Linked DNA regions of Mus musculus: regions 1 and 2 are each linked to region 3. Evidence: chromatin contacts called from ENCODE Hi-C or POLR2A ChIA-PET data. All regions are on one chromosome and are shown on one strand. The core of a region is the stretch at or near the end of the contact, and the rest is flanking DNA. Distances in the headings are between cores, read along the strand shown. Region 1 overlaps Traf3ip2 (TRAF3 interacting protein 2). Region 2 overlaps E130307A14Rik (RIKEN cDNA E130307A14 gene). Region 3 holds the start of Traf3ip2 (TRAF3 interacting protein 2).

What was found. Hi-C counts contacts between places; a loop is a spot of excess contacts on that map. ChIA-PET counts read pairs that join two places held with the same protein, here RNA polymerase II (POLR2A).
Region 1: a loop to region 3 is called in a map of gastrocnemius, with 8 times the contacts of the local background. The contact joins the enhancer-like site here to the promoter of Traf3ip2 in region 3. A Hi-C loop is called at or near these places in 3 of 37 maps with a recorded cell type or tissue (gastrocnemius and heart). POLR2A ChIA-PET finds 5 or more read pairs at or near these places in 3 of 5 experiments (Patski and embryonic stem cell).
Region 2: POLR2A ChIA-PET joins it to region 3 with 18 read pairs in Patski. The contact joins the enhancer-like site here to the promoter of Traf3ip2 in region 3. A Hi-C loop is called at or near these places in 2 of 37 maps with a recorded cell type or tissue (gastrocnemius and heart). POLR2A ChIA-PET finds 5 or more read pairs at or near these places in 1 of 5 experiments (Patski).

The regions. Positions count from the first base shown.
Region 1 is chr10:39,646,007-39,648,706 of GRCm38, reverse strand. Traf3ip2 (TRAF3 interacting protein 2) reads right to left here. Exons shown (of 9, transcript NM_134000.3): 7 at 1,742-1,858. The region is part of intron 2 of E130307A14Rik (RIKEN cDNA E130307A14 gene); the gene reads left to right. Among named protein-coding and RNA genes, the nearest start is that of Gm16364, 34 kb to the right of the region's middle. Within about 2 kb of position 1,363, at least 2 of the 3 ENCODE cell types and tissues checked have a DNase peak (open chromatin) inside an H3K27ac peak, as active enhancers do; they include gastrocnemius and heart, where a contact is called at or near this core.
Region 2 is chr10:39,664,075-39,666,774 of GRCm38, reverse strand. All of the region lies in intron 2 of E130307A14Rik (RIKEN cDNA E130307A14 gene), which reads left to right. Among named protein-coding and RNA genes, the nearest start is that of Gm16364, 52 kb to the right of the region's middle. Within about 2 kb of position 1,415, at least 1 of the 3 ENCODE cell types and tissues checked has a DNase peak (open chromatin) inside an H3K27ac peak, as active enhancers do; it is gastrocnemius, where a contact is called at or near this core.
Region 3 is chr10:39,611,580-39,614,279 of GRCm38, reverse strand. It overlaps Traf3ip2 (TRAF3 interacting protein 2), which reads right to left and starts at 1,346. Exons shown (of 9, transcript NM_134000.3): 1 at 934-1,346. It overlaps Gm16364 (predicted gene 16364), which reads left to right and starts at 598. Exons shown (of 6, transcript NR_152259.1): 1 at 598-796.

The sequences.
Region 1 (2,700 bases), core at 114-2,613, 34 kb before region 3:
CTCATAATTTCTTTCAGAGACTGGCTTTCTAATGGCATCATTTGATTTGTGTAGTAACTACTCAGATGCCTAGAGGAGGCAAGGAAGTCGGCCTATCAATGGGGAGATACTGATGGCGCATCCAGTCCCTTCTGTGACGAGGAGAAGCCAAAGACATTAGGGCCAAGAAACCAAATTTGGAGACCACATGGCTATAGCTGGCACAGTCATTGGGTTGAACTGTGTGTATTACTGGCTGGCTTTTCAATATACTAGCACAACTAAACAGGTTTGTCCAGGAACTGGTAGGGACCTGGAGTCCTTCCCAAGTACCAACTGCTGGTTCCTGGGACTGGCAGGTTCTTAGAGATGTAGACAGAATGTCAGTATTCTGGGAATGTGCAGACATGATACAGACAGCTAAGGGATAGAAATATCCAGTCAGTCATGACCTTCATGGATCAGTTTATTTCTAAGAATACTATTTTTCAGACTCCACAGGCTGGCACTGGGTAAGACTGGATATGAGGCAGACTTAGCTCCTGACCCTTAGCCAGACCCTTGAATTTTACCACCTTACCTTAGCTTCCACTTTGGGTTGTAAACTCAAACAAGTGGTTCACACTGACAGAGATCCTAAAGACTCAGATGATAAGGGTGCTGCTTACACACCTTCCCTGCCCTCTACCCACAGGGTGGATGGTGGTCAACTTTTCTTTCCCCTGGGGAAAAGGTGGCCTGAGGCTACTGACTGTGTCCTGCCCTATGCTGCTTACTTAGTCCTTGCAGTGAGGTGTGATGATCCCCGATCTCCGTGCAGGATGAGACTGAAACTGGGTTGTGAGTTCAAGTCCAGTGACTTCCCTGCTCTTTCTCTAATGTCAGAATCCTTGGTAAAAAACAAGCCAGAGAAACCAGGGCCACTCTTGCCTTCAGACACACAGTTCCCACAGGACAGTGTGAAAGTCACAGGTCTAGTCTGGCTTCCTAGTTAAATAGAAATGGTCTCTAACGTATCTCTAAATCTACAAAGGACAAGATGGCAAGCAGTCCATAAAACAGCTAGCTCTGAAGCTGGGTAATATTTCCTCCAAGTTGTTGAGCAAGTTTGATTCCTTCTAAATTCTCCCATGGTTTAAGTGTAACCAAGCCCCACGGCACAGGTTAGGGAGTAGAATGTTCCCCACCTATCACAAAAGAACAAATATCTCTTTGGTTAAGTGTTTTCTTGTGCCAAATGCTTTGAATATCACTTCACTTATCTTCACAGCACCGTGTATAGTGATGATCCATTTTGTGAACAGGGTTGCAGAAGGGCAGGATTTAAGAACTTGGGCCATGGCCACATAGCCTGTGCTTAGGAGGCTAATGTGACACATGCTTTTTTGGCATGACAGAAGTGTCCTTCCCAATTTTCACTTGCCTCTCTGAAAAAGGGAGGAACAGAATGTAACAGCTACAATGCCCAGCCCACTCCACCACTCTAGCCTCCTAAAACTTCACACTTGTTGGTAAATAGCCAAGCAAACAAAGCTCTACTTCCTAGAACTTTGACTGATACCTCTAAGTTACTGGCAGGACCAGTTTGAGTACTGGGTGGAGGAGTGATGCTGCTTCATAGGTCTCAAGGTTCAAAATATCCTGAGCCATAGAAATAACTGTGGCATCCCCAAACATCCCAGTACCTTGAATGAAGAAACAACCCCCCTAGAGAGGGTGCCTGCCCCAGAGGAAGAGCCAGGCGCTGTGGTCCCTCACTCACCATCCGATGAATGTACTTAGTATGTAAGCCATGCTCGTCCTCGTCCAGCTGCGACTCAGCGCCTTCCACATCCTGTTTGTATTTGGGGCTGATTGCTACGATTATCATCACTGTCTTCTGTAATGAGAAGGAGGAAAGCATGTTTATGGAAGCAGGAAGCATGGTTCGTTTGGTGAAGGCCAGCTGGAAACTGGCCAGCAGGACCATACGCGGTCCCTGACCTGCTGGCCAGTACACGACCAGTCCCTCTGTGAAAGCAAAAGGCATCAGCGCCGCCCAACCCCCACAGGCCTGCTGTCACCTCTACCCCTCCCCACTGCCTCTGCGCCCAGCACCCACAAACATGCAGAACAAATGGTTCTGAGAGGAATTCTCCTGCCGTCCACAACCTTCTCTAATAAACATCTGATGAAATCTGAAATCACTGACTCTGCATGGAGGCAGAAAGACATCACCACTGCACGGAAAAGCACCCTTCTTCCCTGCAGCCTGATGTGAGCTGTCAGTCACCATGCACCTCCACTGCCCTGCTTCACCTGTGCACATCAGCACAGTCAGTAGGAGCAGACCCTTCAACACACAGCAAACGCCGGGCTGCAGGCAAAAGGAAGGCAGCAAAACCCAGCCTGCTGAGACTCCCACCCCACCCACTCCTGCCCAAAGAAGTACCCAGACACAGACATGCTGGCAGCAATCAATTTCTATCTTGTTAAAGCACAGAGTGTCCCAGTGGCTAGTATAGATTCTGTCTGTGGAAAACGAATCACAGGGCTGCAAGTGGGTGCCCTGGGGTAGCATGCTGCTTAGCTTTCAAAGCTGCCCAGAAACCTCTCAAGCCCAGTCCTACAAAATGCTTGGAATGGCCTCCAATTCAGCTGGGTTCTGCTGCACCCTCCCACCCCCCGCTATCATTTCCTCCTTTCCTATTCTGCTCTAGAAATTGTTTGTGCTGATTGTTA
Region 2 (2,700 bases), core at 166-2,665, 52 kb before region 3:
TTTTTTTTTTCTTTTAGGAAAATAATGAAGTTTGAAATACACCAAGCATTGGGATAGCTTTCTTTCAGTTTAATAGTACCCTGCCAGCCTTCCTGGCTTTTTCCTGTGTTTGGTCTACCCAGAGACTGGGCTGGAGATGACAATAAATCTTCATTTCTTAGGAAAGCAGAGCTTGAGAACATAGCAGGATTCCCAACCCAAATCCGGGTTTTCTGTCGTTAATAATAGGTATAATGTGAACACAATAAGCCAGCCACATTGTTTGCAATGTGGCTTACAAATCTATTATCCTATCTTTGAGGCCCCACAGGCAGCTTTAAAGTTAGCACTGTTACCAAGTTTTGCTGTTATGCCTTTAATTATCCTAGTTAATGCTGCCCAGGGCCTTGCTTCTAAGCAAGATTTAGCTTTAGGGAAAGAAGGCCATCTCCAGGTGCCCTGACTCTTCAATGACTTCTCTCTGACCTTGTTAAGAAAACAAACTATGCTGATCTGCACCTTCGGAAAGACTTCCTGAAAGCTTTAGGTTTAAAAACTTGTATTATCGACATTTTATAAGGTTTCACTTTCAGACTGTAAGAGTTTTGCTGTTAGAATCTGCTGTTAGATCTGGGGGGGGGGTGTGAGGGTGAGGGGCTGGGGTATGATTCAAATTTGGTCTGCTGAGATGGCTAACCGCTCCATGGCCTGAGCTTCAGCTTCATCCCAAGAACCTTGGTGGGAGGAAAGAAGCAATTCCATAAAGCTCTCTCTGTCTCTCTCTCTCTCTCTCTCTCTCTCTCTGTCTCTCTCTGTCTCTCTCTGTCTCTCTCTCTCTCTCACACACACACACACACACACACACACACACAAACCTAAAGACATCCAAAGTCCCTATAAACATTCCGTAACCATGGGACACAAAGCTAGATGAAAACCCGAGAAAGGGAGGAGGGCTTTTGAGGATTTACCACACTCAGGTACAACTGTAGACTCTTTCCTTCATCCTGACAGCCTCCCAGGGAGTCAGTTCTCTCTCTCTCTCTCTCTCTCTCTCTCTCTCTCTCTCTCTCTCTCTCTCTCTCTCCCTCTCTCTCTCCCTCTCTCTCTCTCTCTGTCTCTCTCTCTCTCTCTCTCTCCCCCTCTCTCTCTCTCTCTCCCTCTCTCTCTCTCTCCCTCTCTCTCTCTCCCTCTCTCTCTCTCTCTCTCTCTCTCTGTGTGTGTGTGTGCGTGCGTGTGTGTGTGTGTGTGTGTGTGTGTGTGTGTGTGTAGCCTGCTGTGACAGAGTAAAGTAACATGTTTAAGGTCATGTTATGTGTAAGAGACTTGGGCTGCAAACCTAGGCGTGCCTGATTGGTGCTGAACCACACATTAGAACCTGTGACGCCTGCCACAGATTTGGCTTGGCAGTGTTGCAGGTCGCATACTGTGACTAGAGAACTTGGACAGTACCGGTATTCAGTCATAGAATTTCTTCACCCACCCTGGCAACTTATCATTCTCTGCTCTCTTGCTTGTTTGTATATTTAGCTGAGAGGCTCAACTGCAGACATTTCCCACACCCTACTAAGCAGAGTGCAGAAATTCACTTGCTTTGTTCCAGCTATGCCAGCATCCAACAGGGTTCAGCTAGCCCTGCTGTGAAGCTGGTTTCCTCTCCTTCCTACCTGCAGCAGGCAGTGTCATCTGGCCCTTCTCCAGGAATGGAGCTGGGCTGCTCTTTAGAGAGGTGTGATGGATGGCCAGTGGTCTCGGTTGTCATTTATTGGTTGAATACGTACATTCTGCAGTGCTGTTTCTCCATTTCTTACATTCTGTCTCTGAATCTTTTATCTCATCTTCATGGTGATTTATAGGAGCCTTGAATACAATAATCTTAAAAGTGAGGAATAAGGAACCAATCTTCTGTTTATTAGGAATACACACACACACATACACACACACACACACACACACTCACTCACTCACACACACACTCACTCACACACACACTCACCACCACGTGCTTCTTTGAAGATTTGACCCAGAAACTGATCATCAGTCAAAGGTTCTATGAAGCTCAGAGGCAAGAGACTGACTTCTTAACCTCATGAGCTTTCCCACCCTGGCATGCATTCTCCTCAGCTGGACTTTAAGTAATTGCAGAACAAGTGTGTGTGTTACTTCTTTTGTGTATACTGCCTTACAAATAGTAGACTGTGAGTGAGTGGTGGAGATTCAGGTTGGTTTCTTTGTTGCTGTGGTAGCTGCTAAACTCTCCTTTGAATGGCAGTTTCACTAGAAAAGATAACAAGAGAGGATTGGGGCTTCCACCTCAACACTGGTGTGTCTGAGACTCTGGTTGGTGTCTTTTCAGAGAATGATGAGTGATACACTGCTATCCAAAGACTCGGTTCGGGATCTTGAATTTTAAAACCCTGCCTGTAGAGATGCTCTGCTCACATACTTTGGACACACACTTAAGCTCATCTCCCAGCATCCCCTGAAGCACTCAGATGCCAGCCTTGTCAGAAGTGGGTTAAACAGCTGCCTATAGACACAGCAGGAGATGCCCCAGATATGCCCCCTTGCTGATGTAGATATTGGGCTTCTCCTTTCTACAAGGCAGTTTAGGGTCAGGCTGATAGGTCCTTGGCTTGGGTGCAGGATTGTCTTTCACAGAGGAGTTAGTAAATGACTTCACTTAGGGAAACCTTCTAAATGAGATGCATAACTGCTTTC
Region 3 (2,700 bases), core at 97-2,596:
AGACATAATCATGTTAGTGTGTGAGTGCACACATATGTATACACACACACACACACACACACACACACACACACACTTTGTGGATGAAGAAATCCAGGCATCTGGGAGCCAAAGAGAATTGCCTAAGAGATGCACCCACACCAAAGTGGAGGGAGAACTTGGAAGCACGTTTTCTGCTTTTTTCAATTACTAATTTGGTTTCTTTCCACGACACCCTTAGAAAAAGTCTCTAGTCTAAGAGGCCACTGTGAACTAGGAAGTCACAGAGAAGGCAGCTTCCAAGATCCAGTGTTTCTTCTCTGGCCTCCCCAGCACCATCCAGACCCAGCAAACCACTGGCTAAAGGAAATGGAGGCCTGGGGGGGGGGGGAATGTGGGGGGGGGGCGGCGAGCACTTTCTGACCCAAGAATGTGAGGCTGGTATTTTCCCCCAGCATAAAATAGAGAAAAACTGGGAGTTGGCCTTCCCGCAGTCCCTGACGTGTCTTGGGCTGAAAGCCAAGTACTTAATCCTTTCTACCATGGCTCCCTCCTTGGAGAAACAGTTTTGATTCGTTTTTAAAGACAGGTTCTTGCTACGTCACCCAGGCTGGCCCTGAACTCACTGCGTACTTTGATTTCTTGATGGCTGACTATGAGTACTGAAAACTCCAACCCGGCAGCGTGTAGTGCTGTGTGCCTCTCCTTATAGAGTTAAACTCAGCCAGGCCTGCCCGAGAGAAACCCTAAACTGGCGCCACATTCCTGCTGGAACTCTGTCACAGTCTCAGCTCAAACTGGCCTCCAGATGGACAAGGTAAAGGTGGGGGCATGAGGGCGGAGGGCGGAGGGAAGTGAGATCAGGACCTTGTGGCAACAGAGAAGCCAGTGGACTGGAAAGCCGGCCAGTGGTTAAAGAGGTCAGAGCAGCCAGGCACCAGTGAGTTCACTTACCTAAGATCGCCACCGACAGACGGCCCAGGGGGTGGTCGCTGGCTCTGCTCACGGGGATCCACCTTGGGCCGCTCAGACCTCCCTCGCCCTCTCCAGTCCCAGGTAAGTGGTGGAGCAGGCTCTCGAGCAGGAAGTGGATGCTGTATGCAAATCTCTACGGAGAGGAAGCCTCTGCTCAGCCTCTCCCCGTGGGGCAGTGAATCAACCGCCAAGAAGTCACTTTATTTCTTAAAACAGAAACCTCTTGCGTTCACCAGAGAGAACCAGCAACCAATTAGGCTGCATCCTGCTTTTACCACCCAGATAAGAAACTGTGAGGAATGCCCCGGGCTTCTGGGTTACTGCAGCGCCTGAGAAGGTGTCTCCCGGAGACAGAACTTGCGGTCTTCACACTGCTTATTCTTGAGCAGCTTCAAACGAGCCTGGGCCTGATAATGGGAGGGAATATGAAGCAAGAACTTTTAACTGTGTTTTTTAACTCACCAAAACAGATTTGCTGCCTGTAACTATGGGGCAAAGGATTCACTGCCTACAGCCCTGTGCAGGACTGTATCACACACACACACACACACACACACACACACACACACACACACACACCTCTGACTTCTCATTTCACAATCTTTTGATTTGGGTTTTTGTTTGTTTTGCTTTTTTGTTTGTTTTTGTTTTCGAGACAGGGTTTCTCTGTGTAGCCCTGGCTGTCCTGGAACTCACTCTCTAGATCAGGCTGGCCTCGAACTCAGAAATCCCCCTGCCTCTGCCTCCTAACGCTGGGATTAAAGGCATGTGCCACCACTGCCTGGCTCTCATTTCACAATCTTAAGTTTATTTCTTTCTTTTCCCTTTGTTTATTCAGTACACTACAGAATTTATTGCACAGACAGGGATCCTGGAGGCAGAACAATGGCACCATGCTATGTGTGGGTAATATAAATCCAGGTTATTTCTAAAGCACTGGAGGGTGATGGGAGCCAGTCCGGGTGTGAACTCTCAGGCCACCAGCCAGCACTGATCGCAGCCACTGAACTTCCCCCCTCTACCATAGAAAGTGTCTCAGACTGAGCCAGTCCAGTCTCTCCACTCTTGCATAGGGAACATTGCCCAAAATGTCCTCAATCAGATTGCCCCAGGTCTGCCTAAGTATTACACTTAAAGTTGTACCACACATTATAAACAAAGGGAATGTGGCTTGTTTTTAAAACTTTATAATAAAGTGGTACACATTGTGGTGTGTTCTTACAATGAAGTACTACTTAGCTGTTAAAACAATGAAAATTTGTATTCATTTGTATTATTTGTACAAACATGGGAAGGTGGCTTTGAGAAATTATTTAATAAAACATTATTCTTGACAATATATATATATATATGTAGTGACAGAGAGAGAGAGGTGTCCCCAGCATGTAGGACACTGCTTATGACATTGTAGGCAGTCACTGTATACCTGTTGGATCATCACGTCAGAAATGGCTGTAGCTGAGCCTGGTAACACAGGCCTGATAGTCCCATATTTATTAGCTCAGCCTTGAACTTTCTGCCTCGAACATTATTATTAGATCTTAGGGGTTGGGGGAAAACAACACTCCTTGTGGAGTGGCTGAAACGAGGGTAATTGGGGAGGGGCAGCTGTCAGCATTGAAAGGAGAACAGGAAAGGAAGGCATGGAAGGGGTGGTAGAGGAGAGAAGATGAACTCATTTCTCATAGCTGTCCTTAAATGGGCTGAGATGAGCCTCAGAGTAGTTTCTGGAAACCTCTGCCTTTG